2 separate regions of the Homo sapiens genome follow, and region 1 is linked to region 2. A link is a loop called in an ENCODE intact Hi-C map of the cell type or tissue named here. Cell type or tissue: heart right ventricle. All regions are shown on one strand.

Region 1 (8,000 bases), 910 kb before region 2:
TGCTGTCCCCACCCCTGCCACCATCAGAGAGGATTTCTCCTCCCAGACACTGAGCCTGGCTTCTGTGGCTCACTGAGACTGAGGAAAGTGAGACTAGACTTTGGGGGCCTCAGTCATGGAATGAGGGCCCTGTCTCCCTTTTAGACTCATACGGGTAAACTTCCAAATGCAGAAAGGGGGCTCAACTACTGGGCGGCTTTAAAAAGTCACCAATGCAATCACTTAATCAAATTGTAAATTACGCTTTGTCTGCCTGTCTCTCAGAACATGGTGAGCACAGCAAGGGACATTCACCTCTGTTCCCTCACACTCAACATAGCCCTTGACCAGACTGAGAAGACTGTCTCCTTTTGCCAGGATTCTGTGAGATAGAATACTTCCTGGGGGCTGCTGGAGAACTGCTTGGCCACCCAGAATTGCATAATGGGCTTATTCTTAGGACTTGAACTTAGAACCAGAATTAACCTGCAGAAGTTCCTGTATTTCCCATCTGAGCTTTAAGCTGAACCTGAAAAGCATGACAGCTCAAAAACACTCCAAACAGGTTGGCTTACTCCATCTGGGCTTCTATAACTAAGTACCATAGACTGGGTGGCTTATAAACAATAGAAATTTATTTCTCACAGTACTGCATTCTGGAAGTCTAAGATTATGGTGCCAGCATGGTCAGCTTCTGGTGATAGCCCTCTTCTGTACTGCAGACTTCTTACTTCTCATTGTATCCTGACATGGCAGAAAGAGGGTGAGGGAACTCTCTGGGGTCCTTTTTCTAAGGGCATGGATTTCATTCTAAGGACCTCACCCTTATGATCTAATTACCTCCCAAAGGCTCTATCTCCTAATATCACATTGGCAGTTAGGGCTTCCACATGTGAATTTTGGGGAGACACAAACATTCCATTGCATAGACAGATTGGCACCAAGAAAAAATTATTTCATTTTATACAGCACACATTATCCCCATTTTCAAATGAGGAAATTTTCACATGTGGAAATGGAGAACAGGCCCTTATTCTCCAGGCCAGTGCCACTGCCAGTGTGGCCCCTGGATATCAACATCTCTTGAGCAACTGTTAGAACTGCAGTTTCCGGGTGCAAGCCCGTAGTCGCAGCTACTCAGGAGGCTGAGGCAGGAGGATCGCTTGAGTCTAGGAGTTCTGGACACTTTGGGAGGCCGAGGCGGGTAGATCACTTGAGATCAGGAGTTTGAGACCAGCCTGGCCAGCATGGTCAAACCCCATCTCTACTAAAAATACAAAAATTAGCTGGGTGTGGGGGCGGGTGCCTGTAGTCTCAGCTACTTGAAGGCTGAAGCAGAATTGCTTGAACCCAGAAGGTGGAGGTTGCAGTGAGCTGAGATTGTGCCACTGCACTCCAGCCTGGGTGACAGAGGGAGACTCCATCTCAAAAAAAAATAAAAGGCGGCCGGACGCGGTGGCTCACCCCTGTAATCCCAGCACTTTGGGAGGCCGAGATGGGTGGATCACGAGGTCAGGAGATTGAGACCACCCTTGCTAACATGGTGAAACCCCGTCTCTACTAAAAATACAAAAAATTAGCTGGGCGTGGTAGTGGGCACCTGTAGTCCCAGCTACTCAGAAGGCTGAGGCAGGAGAATGGCGTGAACCCGGGAGGCGGAGCTTGCAGTGAGCCGAGACCACGCTGCTGCACTCCAGCCTGGGTGACAGAATGAGACTCTGTCTCAAAAAATAAAGAAAAGGCCGGGCACAGTGGCTCATGCCTGCAATCCCAGCACTTTGGGAGGCCGAGGCGGGAAGATCACCTGAGATCAGGAGATCGAGACCATCCTGGCTAACACGGTGAAACCCCATCTCTACTAAAAATACAAAAAATTAGCCAGGCGTGGTGGCTGGCGCCTGTAGTCCCAGCTACTCAGGAGGCTGAGGCAGAAGAATGGTGTGAACCTGGGAGGCAGAGCTGGCAGTGAGCCAAGACCGCGCCACTGCACTCCAGCCTGGGTGACAGAATGAGACCCTGTCTCAAAAAAAAAAAAAAAAAAAAAAAACCTGCAAAGTCATATTTCCCACCACAGACCTGCTGAATCAGATTCTCTGGGGAAGAGCACAGCTATCTACCAGTGTTTCTGGTAGAAGCTCTGCCAGTGTTTCTCATGCCCACTAAAGTTTAAGAACCACTACCCTATAGCAGTGTCTCCAGATGTTGTGGTATGTTTTCCCTGGAGGGTGTGACACATTTGCCACATGATGAACTTTAGGAAAAAATATTTAGCTCTTAGATATTCATTTCAATATGCAGTCAGTAAAAAACCTGGCTAACACATTGAACCCAGGATTTCAAAGACATATTGCTTGTAAGATGATGCCAAATCTACTTAAGTCAAACAAGATAATCGGTGTAAAGAAAATCAATACTGTTGTAGGGAGTTATGGTGAAAATAGTGAACCTGATACATAAATTACCAAAGTCTGGGATACCTGGTATACCTCCAGTTCCAGCTATAAACTGGATATCTCAATCTGTTCAGGTGGCTACAACAAAATGCCATAAACTGGGTAGCTTATAAACAACAAAAATTTGTATCTGACAATTCTGGGGGCTTGGAAGTCCAAGATTAAGGTGCTGGAAGATTTGGCATCAGGTGAGGGCTACCTCCTGGTTCATAGATGGTGGCTTCTAGTTCTTCTTCTGTCTTTCCATGGTGGAAGGGGTGAACAAGCTCCCTTGGGCCTATTTTATAAGAGCACTAATCCCAAAGCACTCATGACTTACTAACCTCCCAAAAGGCCCCCCTCCTAATACCATCACATTGGTGATTACGTTTCAACATGTAAATCTGAGGGAGGGACACAGACATTCGGCACTGAAGATCAGAACATGAGCCCCACTTCCAACTGAGCTCCCCTACCAGCATCCACTGCTCTCTCCAAAATCCCCTCTACCCGATACCTCAATTTAACCTCAGAACCTCTGTCCATGGCTTTCAATGCTAAATAAAACTGAGAAGGAGAGGGATGTGTAGTTCTATCTTCTCTGATAGAATAAGATCATGAAAACCCTGAATGAAAGGAATGATGGAGATGGAAACACGATGAAAGTGGAAAAGGGCTCAGGATTGGAAAGCTGCAGGCAACGAAGATGAATTCTGCCATCTTCTCCAGTTATAAGTCCCAGTGTCACTCACCATATTCCTGTGCACTTAGAGGCCAAAGACCTCCACGTTGGCAAGATTAAAATGAGAAGGGGTAGTCAGGGCTGACATCATAATTTTTCTACTACTAATAATAATAATGTTTATTTACTATTATTATTATTCATAATAAAGCCATTTAAACCCCACTCGATAAGAGGTTTAACAAGCCCATTAAGAACAGGAAACCTATTTCCTGCCTGGCGTTGTTTACACATATAACTAGGAGACACTCACTGGCTGGGGGAGCCCCATTAGCTTTAACCAAGAGTCTTGGCAGGAGCTCATGGAAGAAAATAAATCCCTCAAGCAGAATTACATGTGGTCAGTGAGGTCATCGCTCTTGTTTGGCTGGGCTGCACTCTAGGCTGAAGATCCAGAGATGGAGCAGGGCGACCCCACAGCCATGCTGGAGATAGGCACCCTCTTGTCCTTCTCTCATCCAAAGCCAGCTGAGCACAGTTTACTGGCACAGCCAGCTCTGGGGAAAGTTGAGAAGTGGTGAAGCCAGTTTATTATCTACCTTTCTATGTACTCTTGCCCATTAATGGGCAATATTCCCCACTCCCATCTGGCTTTGCATATTTTTCTGCTGCTTCCTGGTTGCTCAGAATCCCCATTCTATGATGGTTCCTTTAGAGCCAAGAGACTTCCAGGCCCATCCTGCAGCCCCTTCAAGACCCAACTTCTTTTGGTCACCTTCCCTTGAGAAAGAATTGTGTCCTGTAACTAAAGCCATCCATCATATTTAAGGGTCATCCATGGTGGAGTCTCCATACATCATGTCTGACCCAGGTAAAGAGGAGCCAGGAGGCTCCTCTCCCAGGGATGTTCCTCTTGAACAGAGAACTCTGAGGATTCAAGCAATCCTTCCCTAATAGATTCCAAAGTCCTGCCCCCACCTGAAACCACTAGGGAAACACTGTGGTGCAAGGGTTTTCTGAATTGTCCTTCCTTCCTCTGGGCCAAATCACACACTAGCCACAGACTGTGGACTTGGTCTGCATTAAGCTGGTCCCTGGTAGAGCTTAGCACTTTCCACACCGAGTAAAGCTTTCTTCCCAGCAGAGGGCAGCAACGGTCAGAGGCTGGAGCCACTGGTGCGCAGCCATCTCAGAGGGACTCGATAAAATGGGAGGAAAGAAACCAGAGGGAGGAGGAAGGAAGGAAGGTGGGGGCTCGGGGCAAGCACGCAGAGCTCGCTGCTCCTTCACCTTCCACCCTGGTAGGGTCTGGCTCTGTGGCCAGGGCTCCCCATAACCTAACGCTTTCTGGTTGGCCTGTCTCACCCAGCACCGCCAGCTTGGAAGGCTTTGGGTTATTAATCTAGCCCACCCAGCCCCAGCACACTTAAACCTCTTAGCTTTCCCTTACTCAGCTGCTGATGCCACATGGAAAACTTGAAGGAAAAGAAAAGGGGGAGAGAAAAAAAAAAAAACCAACATTTTAGTCTGGGGTAGTTCTGCTTCCATAGCAGATATTTTTTTGCATCCACTTCCTTTCAGCAGGAGCGACATTTACATGAAAACAGAGCTGAGGACAGTAGCCTCCCTGGACCTGAAGTCACCATTTGGCCCTTCTGGGCTGCTGCCAATGCCAGCAGCAGTGTGAGATCATCGGGGGCACCTGTTTTTAGAGAGTCTTTTTTTTGGCCGGCGTTGGGGGCGGGGTGGGAGAGCCGGCATGAGCTTAACACAGGCTCTCAGGACAAGTATGATCAGGAAGTTGGGCACAATTGATCAACCAAAAAAGCAACACGGTTTCATTGAGGCAGAGCTGCCAGTGTGGGGAGGAAGCAAAATCATAACGTTCAGAAATGTTAAAGGGATAGAATCTGTGGAAATCTGAAGTGTTCAAAGAATGACCAGGGTCAAATTTTTGCCAATACTTCACCTCCCGTCTTCTCTGACTCAATTGTTGCTGCCAACCTTTCAGATGTGATTGCTAGGCTATAATACTTTTTCCAGCTTTCATCTATCTGAGAACCAGAATTCCAGCCATGATGAATCCCCAATGCCTCTGCCAGTCTTCTGTAATGTACAGAGGCCTCTATCTACACATAGTGCAGGGCTACATGCAGAACAAACCCCCAAGAAATAGTTGTTGCCTGCCTAATTCCTGACATTCATACAGTGTTTTGCAATATTCAAAGTACTTTTACGTTTATTATCACACTGGCACCTCATAGCAACCTTATAAGGTAGACAGCCATTATTAAATCCATTTTACAAATGGGGAAATTGAGGCATAGAGAGATTAACTAGTAAATGGCAGAGACAGAACAAACTCTTGTGGGATTCTATTCCTGTCTGCTTATGGACTTGAACTTGAAAACACAGCCTGCTGTTCTAATCCCCTTCACCCAATGATCAAGACACCTTGATTTTCAAAGCACTGGATGTGCCAAACCCCAGATGCTTTAAAAATTCTCTCACACTGGAAAAGCTCTCTACCTGAACCTTCAGTTTTAGGGTTCAGTGTGGAGAAAGAGCTTCTGAGAAATCCTGGTGGTAGAGCTCTGTTTACAGGGGAAACAGGAAATTGAAAGGCCTTGTTTTAGGTAAGTTTGTGAATTCCAAATTGAATAGATTGGCACCAAAAGGCAGGCTTCTTAGGATCCTTGCTTTCATTTACTCCTTGATCTATCTACTTAATAAATGAATATTAACTGAGCATCTTCAATGTTCAAGGAACTATCTTAGAATCAAAGGGATAGGAAAAACACACAGGGCACAGTTATCCCTATCAGGTGCTTATAATGTAGTTGTATAGACAACATATGGTCATACAAAATAGCATAAGATAGTATATACCAAGTGCCAAATGAGTGCTGCTGCTGCTGAGCACTTTAGAAATTCAGAGAGGGAACGGCACTGAGTGCGCTGAGGAGGTCAGAAAAGGCTCAGTGGAGGACATGGAACATAATCTGATCCCTGAGCAGGAATCAAAAATATGAAGACAAGATCTAGTGGAAGGGTTCTAAATATAGGGGAGAATACTGACTGAGACCCCCACCATATGTCAAGTACTGTGGTAGGCCTGCACAAGGTTTGGGATGATAGGCAAAACCTACCATGGCGGCCGTGAAGACAACAGCCTAGGGAAACAGTAGATAAGGATATAAAGATTAGTAGGAGATGGAGCTGGAAAATGCAGACCAGATCGAAGGACCTTCATTACCAGGCCAAGGACTTGATTCCAAGAAGGAAAGGTACAATACATAAGTTTCTAACCCATATACCTCCTAGAGAGGAGGCCGGGGTGTTCCATCAGGACCTACAATGTCCCATAGGTGAGGAGTAAGCAGTGGTGCCTGGTAAATTTCTAAACAAACAGAGATTCTGGCTTCATGCAAACATTCTCAGGACAAAGGAAGAAACAGGTAATGGGTGAAGTAGGAGCCCAGTCAGAGCCCAGTCCTACCTAGAGATAGTTAAATAGACATTCTGAGGAGCATTTGTGAGCCTCCAGTGAAGAAGATGTGTGAGGTTGCTCTTGACAGAGCCAAACACTATAACCTTCACACTGAGGCGGGAATAGGAGGAGGGGGACAAAAGAGGGCGGAGACAAAAGATGTTCACTTTAAGTCAGCCAGTTATTGGCATCAAAGCCAGAATTCACCTCCTCTCTCCATTATTATTGTGCTTTATTATTATTATAAGGGAGAAATTGCTATTCACTAGGATTTTTTCCCCCTAAGTATTTTAAATGCTGCTGTAACAGTAAATATCACCTCTGGCATATTTGTCCTGGAAGAAAAGAGTATAATTTGGAATACCTAATTGAAATGTGCTACAGGAGATAAGGCAGCTGCAGAGACTGACATTTAAAGGTAGGAGACACCACGGAAGACATGAAATATTACTGTTGCTGCCTCAAAGCCAAAAGCCACTTTCACAGAATGGAAACATCTTCCAGTTCTGCTTCCTCCTTCTGGGTCCCCCATGATCCCATTCCTCAGACTCACTGCTATAGGGTTCCAGTCATCCCTGCTCTTCCTTTAGAACCCCAACCTGCTTGCATTGAGAATGCTGAAGGGCAGGCAAAAGAGAATGATCTCATCCTAGTTCTCTTTTGCTCTTATGTACCCATCTCAAAATCCTAGGTCTTATTTCTTGATAAATCATTTACATGAAGGTGGATGGGCTAGACACAAAAGGAAAGGAAGAGATCTGTCAGTGCATCTCAGTAGGTCTCATTAAAAAGCTGTTTTATGCCACTGTCGCAGAAACATAGTAAAAGACTAGAGGTTACCTGTGCTTAACGCCCAGCAAGCCCTGCCCATTGATAACTGGACACAGTTACTTTCTAGGGGATGGATCTAGGTAAGAGCTAACTCACTGCTTATTCCCTTCACCCATACACCAGAATAAGGACAACTTGCCAACCAACCATCAGACCTACTGCAATTCAGATTAACCACGTTTTTCATCAAACCTATTTCCGTTATCATTTCTCTATCCATCAAGGTAGCTTGTCTCCAAAGATAGCCCCCCAATAAACCATGACTCCTAATATTTCCCTTTGTGTAGTCCCCTAATCGATGAATATTGGAGAGCCCTTTGCCTTGCTTTTGATCAACAAAATATAGCAAAAGTGACAATGAATGACTCCTGAAGCTAGGTCATAAGAAATTTTATTTTTTCTGCCTGGTTTTCTAAGAATAGTTTTTCTTCAGATAGCCCTTCTTGGAACCCAGTTGCCATCCTGTGAGAAGCCTTGGTCACATGGAGAGATCATGCATAGGTTCTCTCTGGCTGAGTTATCTCATCAACTGCCAGCTATTTATGTGAATGAGGTACCTTGGATGTCCCATCTCATCCAGACACCA
Region 2 (8,000 bases):
GTCTGCAGTGAACTATGATCGTGCCACTGCTCTCCAGCCTGGGCAACAGAGAAAGACCCTATCCCCCCAAAAAATTAATTAAATTTAAAAAAAGAAAAAGGTCTAAGAAGAGTGGGATCAACAGAGAGGTGATGGTGACAGTTTCAGTTGTCCTTTGCTGCATGACAAACTTAGAGTCTTAGAACAATAACTTGTTATTTTTCCTGATTCTGTGGGTTGGCTTGGTAGCTCCTCGACTAGGTTCCCCTGAACTCACTGATGCAGCTGCATTCACCTAGTGCTGGCTGCCAGCTGGGCTTCCCCAGGTGCCCACATGGCCTCTCATCACCCAGGAGGCTAGAGTGGCTTCTGTGGTGTCCCAGGACAGCAGTCCAAGACCACCAAAGCAGAAGCAGCAGGAGTCCTGAAGGCCGAGGCTCTAGAACTCAACAATATCATGTCTGTCATGCTCTGCTGTTCAAGGCAAGTCAGAAGTTAGCCCGGTTTCAAGGGATGAGGAAACAGACTGAAACTCTTGGTGACATGCATGGCACAGCTACGTTGCCAAAGGGCCTATGGATTGGGATAGGGAGAATCTGTAGCCATGAAACAAACAACTGTCATGGGCACCTCTCACTTTTTACTCTATGCAATTCTGTACTTTGCGTTCAGGTTTTCCTTGTGTAAATTTGAAGAAAAAAATAAGTGGAAGAGTGAATCTAAGAGAGAAAAGCAAGAATGATGAGGATTTTGTAGACACATAATTTAGATAGAAATATCAAAGATGACCTAAAGGCTACCAGCCTTGAATACTAACTCATAGCAAGCTTTTTGTTTTTCAAATCAACTGTGAAGAAGAGAGGATTGGAATATCCAAGGGTGGAGATGCAACGACATTGACTAGTGATTCAGTGGGTGAGAAGCATGAATTTTAAAGAGCAGCAGAAGAAAGTATAGCTATTTCACTGGATTCCCATTTTACAGGAAATAAATGTAATCAGCCTTTGAAATAGCTATACATATGCAGAAGATGTATATATTATCACCAAGCTATCAAAATGGATGGCAGGTTTTTCATTTTCTGCTGGCTCACTGCCTCTTCTTGCTGGACATTAAGTAAATTCCAGAACCACATTCCCACCCATAAAACAAAAGGATCCTCCCTTAGAAAGTATTTGTTTTGTTTTGTTTTGTTTTTTTAAGTGAAGATTTCACACTCATACAACATTCTTGCAAAGTTGGTTTGTTCCATCCGCATGGATGATTTAACAAAACAATAGCCTCAAAGGCTTGGACAAGGCCGGGCGCGGTGGCTCACGCCTGTAATCCCACCACTTTGGGAGGCCAAGGCGGGCGGATCACCCGAGGTCGGCAGTTCGAGACCAGCCTGACCAACATGGAGAAACCCTGTCTCTACTAAAAATACAAAATTAGCCAGGCATGGTGGCACATGCCTATAATCCCAGCTACTGGGGAGGCTGAGGCAGGAGAATCGCTTGAACCTGGGAGGCGGAGGTTGTGGTGAGCCGAGATCGCACCATTGCACTCCAGCCTGGGCAACAAGAGTGAAACTCCATCTCAAAAAAAAAAAAAAAAAAAAAAAAGGCTTGGACAAAGACGGCCAGGAAAAAAGAAAATGAAACCTTATTCTCAAAATAGCAAGTTCGTTGGAAGCATCATGATTCTCTCTGTGTCCTGAGTCAGGGCCTTGTCTATATGCAGCACCGTGGAAAGCCTCAAGTTAACAGAGAGTTCCCAGGACACAGTAGGGACAGGCAGAAGAATAAGACGATCAGAAAAACACCAGGGATGCAGAAGTCATCTGGTCACTGACCCCACAAGGAAGAAAGATGTCATGGGCAGAGGACAGGACCACTGATGTAAGGAAAGGATATGACGGGGGAACCGTCTTCCTCATTTCTGATGTTTCCTTCCTGCAAAGGAAGCTTAATGAGTGGAACTTCCGGAACTCTCTCTGCCCCACTGCTCCCTCCTCTCCTGGTGGGTGTGGGGGAGGAGCAGTGACTGTTCCCACTGGTTTTTTGGTGGGGAGGGGAGGAAGGTTGTTTGTTTGTTTGTTTGTTTGAGACAGGTTCTTGCTTTGTTGTCCAGGCTGCAGTGCAGTGGCATGATCATGGCTCACTGCAGCCTCCGCCTCCTGGGCTCAAGCAATCCTCCCACCTCAGCCTCCCGAGTAGCTGGGACCACAGGCATGCACCACCACACCCAGCTCATTTTTCTATTTATTGTAGTGATGGGGTTTCACCATGTTGCCCAGGTTGGTCTCGTACTCCTGGGCTCAAGTGATCTGCCCACATCACCCTCCCAAAGTGCTAGGATTACAGGTGTAAGCCACCATGCCCAGCCTGTTCCCACTGTTAATTTTGAGAATACCTGGGTATCTTTGGCTCAGATCCATACTTTTGTCTCTGTTGGGCATGATTCCACCTGTTGAGAAGTTTTCTCCCCTTCTTCATGCTTCTACTCTGCAAGGGGAGGTCTCTGCTCCACCCAGTGTTCCTTGGGTCTGTGTGGGTATCCACCTAAATTCTGGGGTTTGGGATTGTCAGGCTCAATTGGCTTAAGTCACATCCTGCAATTTGGCCTCTTATCACTAATGAAAGTGCTATTTCACCTTCCATATTTACTTTTTGTTTTATTTCTTGGCTGCAAAACCCAGGAAAAAATAAGAGAGTGTCCTCTTGAAGCCTGTATCAGTTGTTTATTGCTGGAAATATGGCCACATTTACTTAAAACGATGAATCTTTATGTTCTCACACAGTGCCTCTGGGAGCAGCTTGCCTGAGTGGTTGGTGAGGCTCAGGGAGGCTCAGGAGGTTACAGGCAGGACGTTGGTCCAGGCCGCAGTTGTCTGAAGCTTGATGCGGCTGGGGCATCGGCTTCCAACCTGGCTGAGGGCAGAAGGCCTCAGTTCCACACACGTGGGCATCTCCACAGAGCTGCTGCATGTCCTCATGACATGGCAAGGGTCTTCCCTGAGCAATGATCCAAGTAAGAAAGAACAGGAAGTTCCAGTGCCTTTTGTGACCTAGTTTCTGCAGTTGCACACCATCACTTTTGCTTTATGTTTTTAGAAGCCAGTCTCTGAGTCTACCCCAGGAGAAGAATTAGGCTCCCCATCTTCAGGAGAGCAGCAAAGAACTTGCAGATCTTTCTTAAAACCACAGAGACCTCGATAAAGGAAAAGTAACTGGGCTCTCATACAAGAAGCTGGTCCAGAGTTGGAGAAAGAGAAGCCATTCCTGCTGGGCGCGGTGGCTCATGCCTGTAATCCCAGCACTTTGAGAGGCCGAGGCAAGCAGATCACCTGAGGTCAGGAGTTCGAGACCAGCCTAACCAACATGGAGAAACCCCATCTCTACTAAAAATACAAAATTAGCCGGGCATGGTGATGCATGCCTGTAATCCCAGCTACTCGGGAGGCTGAGACAGGAGAATCACTTGATCCTGGGAGGCGGAGGTTGCGGTGAGCTAAGATCGCACCATTGCACTCCAGCCTGGGAAACAACAGCAAAACTCTGTCTCCAAAAAAAAAAAGCCATTCCTTCAAACAGCTCTTACTGAAAACCCGCTAACTGCTCGGCTTTGTGCGGGATGTAGCCTGTGAAGGCAGAAATACTACAAGATTCTTTTGCTCGAGGTCTGAGTGAGAGAACACATCCTTAAGAGACGCTCTCCTTTGCTCTAGCCCTCCCTATCAGCCCAAGGGAAGTGCCTGCCCAGAGACCTTGGCCTCCTTGCGCTCTGAGGACCCAGGACCCCAACATCCTCTTCCCAAGTGGCCCCGAGCCTGCTTCTCAGCCTCTGCAGCCTCATCCTCAAGTTCATCCTCCCGCCTGTGTACACACCCCCAAGCCCAGGGCAGCTCTTGGTGGGAACTGGCCAAAGCTTAGCCCTGCAGGCTGGGCTGTGGAGTGCCCACACTCATGGTGTGGGTCTGAGGCAGGGCAGGAGGAGAAGGAGGCCTCACCTCCTGGAAAGGAGATGACGCACAGAGGTCTAGGTCTCCACAGTACATCGGGGTGTTCCTTTCCTTCCTCCTCTTACCTGTAATCTAGCAAGTGTATGCAGGGGCTGCATGCCTCTTCACAGCCCAAGACTAGCAGCCAGCCCCTCAACAATAGGTGGGTGTGGTGTCACTTCTGAGCCCAGGCCTCCCTCTAGTGACCAGTCGGGAGACAACAGCCAGAGGCTCTTTGCTACTCTCCTGCACCTCTTCCAGAACCTGCTTTCCAGAACACAGATCTGATCCTGTTGTTCCTGGCTTAGAAACCTCAAAAGCAAAGAGCAAAACCTCCCAAGCTCCCTGTGTTCCCACATGCCTTTAAGTCCCTTAGCCTGCTTTATGTTATCCCAGGGCCAGCCAGGAGGCCCTTCCAGGTTTAAGCCAGCCTATATCTCCAGGATGGCTCAGAGCCAGCTTCCAGCACACACACACACACACACACACACACACACACACACCCCTCCCTCCACCACCTGTTACACACAGACCTCTGTCCACCACCTGTTACACACACACATACACGTCATCTCTGCTACATAAAGTGCACATACACACGTTTGAATTCTGCAACCCCTCTCCCACCCGCTCTGCTACACACACACACACACACACTGTCATCCTCCACTGCCACACTGTTTGCCACACCAAACACACCATAGATTCCCTGCCTCCTTTTTTTTTTTTTTTTTTTGATACGGAGTCTGGCTGTGTCACCCAGGCTGGAGTGCACTGGCACGATCTTGGCTCACTGTAACCTCCGCCTCCTGGGTTCAAGCAATTCTTGTGCCTCTCTTTTGCTGACAATTAACCACCCACCTTTGTCCATCAATCAAACAAACCTTGACTCCTCCATAAAGACTCACGTAACAGCTTCTTTGTGGCTTGCTCCAGCCCCTGTGAGAGTTAACAGTGGCTCCTTGCTGGTTCCTGAAGCACTTTTGTGCAGAACAATCGCTAACATCTATTGAGCCCTTAACGCCAGCTGAAGGCTCCACAGGGATTACCTCATGTGGTCTCACAGTAACCCTCAACGCCAGGCGCTGCTGTCATCCTCGTTTTACAGATGTGGCAAAGGAGAAGAGAGGGGCTAAATCATGGGCCCGAGGTGACCCGGGGAGCAAGAGCTGTGTGGTGCCCACGTGCTCCCTGGGCCAGGGCTCTTCAGCAGGCGCCCTTGCTTCCTGCCCGCTGAGAGCCCCTTCAGAGAGAGGCCTGTTCTCCTGCCTCTGAATGCCCAGCATGAAGCACCACAGCCCTGTGCTTGGAGCCTGCTAGACCCACCACGCATTTCCTGGATTGAATGGCAGGCAGGAAGAGCTAGCTCTGCCTACTACCATCTTTCTCAGGCCCTTCGTGTCTGAACCCTGATTCTAAATCTCCCACCTACAGCCAAAAATCTTGTTTCCCTGCACAGAGCCAGTCAGATATACTTAGCAAATGAAGGCAGAAGCTGTGGGCACAGTTTGCAGTGTAAGGACAAGGTATAAGTTGGGGCTAGTTATCAAAACAGCTGATCCTCCATTCCCCACCTCTAACCTAATTAGCCCCAAACCAGCCAGGAGTTGGCACTCATCCCCAGGTGCTCCCTCAGGACTCCAGCGTGTCCCAGAGGGCTGCCTCCCTGACCCAGGGCCCCGTCCCTGCTGCCCTTCCTCCTGCCACTGGGGGAGCAGCCTGCCTTCGTCCCCTCTCCTTACTTCCTTTCTTGCCGCTTTCCTGTCTTCTGTCTTCACTCACTTTAACTTAGGCAACATGCATTAAATAAACTCCTTTTTGGCTCACCTGGAGTGCTCATTTGCTAAGTTGCATCCGTTTCCTCTTTTTTTTTTTTTTTTTTTTTTTGAGATGGAGTCTCACTCTGTCGCCTAGGCTGGAACGCAGTGGTGTGATCTCGGCATGGCAATTCTCCTGCCTCAGCCTCCTGAGTAGCTGGGACTAGAGGCGCCCGCCACCACGCCTGGCTAATTTTTGTATTTTTGGTAGAGATGGGGTTTCACCATGTTGGCCAGGCTGGTCTCAAACTCCTGACCTCAGGTGATCCACCTGCTTCAGCCTTCAAAGTGCTGACATTACAGGCATGAGCCACTGCACCCAGCCCTTTTCTTCCTTTTCTTCAAAGTGGAAATACAAGGTCTCTTTGTTCTTCTGGATTATGACAGTAGTATGGTTTTCCTGCAAAAAATTCAAACACAGCCGTCCATTTTCCCATCAGCCAAGAAGGACGTTGTTGTTAAGGCTGGCATACCTATCAAGGACAGTAACTGCCATGGCTTCCGGTGCTTTGACGAAACCCGATGCGTGGCCTTCTGGCCAAGCACCTGTGCTTTCATCTTGTTTGAGAACTCATTGTATCTGCGGGGGTCGCAGCTCTCTATAAGTTTGCTGTGGCTGAACCAAGAAAAAAGACATACACAGATTTCTACAGTAATTATGAGTTCAATGAAAGATTTTTGAGGAAATGAGGAAGGCTGGTATCTTTCAGAGTGCAAAGTGATTTGGGAATATAAAAAATTTATTTGAGTTGCATCACCTAGAAGTTTGTCACTGACTTGTGTTCTTGAACTAGAAACATGAATGTGTGGGCTAAGAAATAGTTTCTCTTGATAAAGAAACAACATATTTTTTAAAAAATCGAAACACAGGCCAGGTGCGGTGGCTCATGCCTATAATCCCAGCACTTTGGGAGGCCAAGGCGGGCGGATCACCTGAGGTCAGGAGTTTGAGACCAGCCTGACCAACATGGAGAAACCCCATCTCTACTAAAAATGTAAAATTAGCAGGGCATGGTGGCCCATGCCTGTAATCCCAGCTACTCAGGAGGCTGAGGCAGGAGAATCACTTGAACCTAGGAGGCGGAGATTGCAGTGAACCGAGATCACACCATTGCACTCCAGCCTGGGCAACAAGAGCGAAGCTCCATCTCAAAAAACAAACAAACAAACAAACAAACAAAACCACAAATGTTTAAAGTAGAAAGTGAAAGTGGTCAGCCATCCCACTACAAGATAACCAGTGTTTTCAGTTTGGTTTATAGCATTCCAGATTAGCATGTGTGTGTATGAGTTTGTCATTTTACGTTTTTTTTTGTTGTTGTTGTTGTTTTTGGAGACAGAGTCTTGCACTGTTGCCCAGGCTGGAGTGTGGTTGCAGGATTTCGGGTCACTGCAACCTCTGCCTCCTGGATTCACGCAATTCTCCTGCCTCAGCCTCCCGAGTAGCTGAGACTACAAGCATGCACCACCATGCCTGGCTAATTTTTGTATTTTGGTAGAGACAGGTTTTGCCATGTTGGCCAGGCTGGTCTCCAACTCCTGACCTCAAGTGATCCATCTACCTCAGCCTCCCAGTGTGCTGCGATTACAGGTGTGAGCCACCGTGCCCAGCCTAGTTTGTCATTTTACTTTAATTTGAATCATAAATGAAAATCTGTCTCTCTCTCTCTCTCACGGTAATTTTATTCCAGCAGCCCTAGGTTGAAATCACAATGCTGCTACAAGGTCTTAGTCAAAAGCCACCCAGAATCATTCCGACAGAATGCTCTGGTTTCAGTTGGGGAGGAATCAGACAAGGTAGTATTGGAACCTTTCCTTCCAGAGGACTCCTAAGGTCCTTAGAGCAACTAGTCATACAAGCTCTACATATAGGCCGGGTGAAGTGGCTCACGCCTGTAATCCCAGCACTTCGGGAGGCCAAGGCGGGTGGATCACCTGAGATCAGGAGTTCGAGACCAGCCTGACCAACATGGTGAAACCCCATCTCTACTAAAAATACAAAAATTAGCCAGGCGTGGTGGCGGGCGCCTGTAATCCCAGCTACTCAGGAGGCTGAGGCACAAGAATCGCTTGAACCCGGGAGGCGGAGGTTGCAGTGAGCCGAGATCGTGCCACTGCACTCCAGCCTGGCAACAGAGCAAGATTATGTCTCAAACAAAAAAGCAAAACAAGACGAAAAAACTCTACATATAAAATGGCCTTTTCTAACTCATGGGAAAGTC

What was found. Peaks named below come from ENCODE experiments on the same cell type or tissue, not always from the same donor. Only the 100,000 strongest peaks of a DNase experiment are listed, where the experiment ranks them.
Region 1: a loop joins it to region 2, with 5 times the contacts of the local background. A loop is called at or near these places in 17 of 110 quality-filtered maps.

Annotation. Positions count from the first base shown.
Region 1 is chr14:78,562,988-78,570,987 of GRCh38, reverse strand. All of the region lies in intron 4 of NRXN3 (neurexin 3), which reads right to left. Among named protein-coding and RNA genes, the nearest start is that of NRXN3-AS2, 140 kb to the left of the region's middle. In heart right ventricle, a CTCF peak has its summit at 4,245 (motif pointing right); a DNase peak (open chromatin) is centred at 4,247; H3K4me3 peaks cover 585 bases.
Region 2 is chr14:77,651,326-77,659,325 of GRCh38, reverse strand. It overlaps the pseudogene COX6CP11. Among named protein-coding and RNA genes, the nearest start is that of SPTLC2, 39 kb to the right of the region's middle. In heart right ventricle, a CTCF peak has its summit at 4,168 (motif pointing left); DNase peaks (open chromatin) are centred at 1,865 and 4,155; H3K27ac peaks cover 2,423 bases.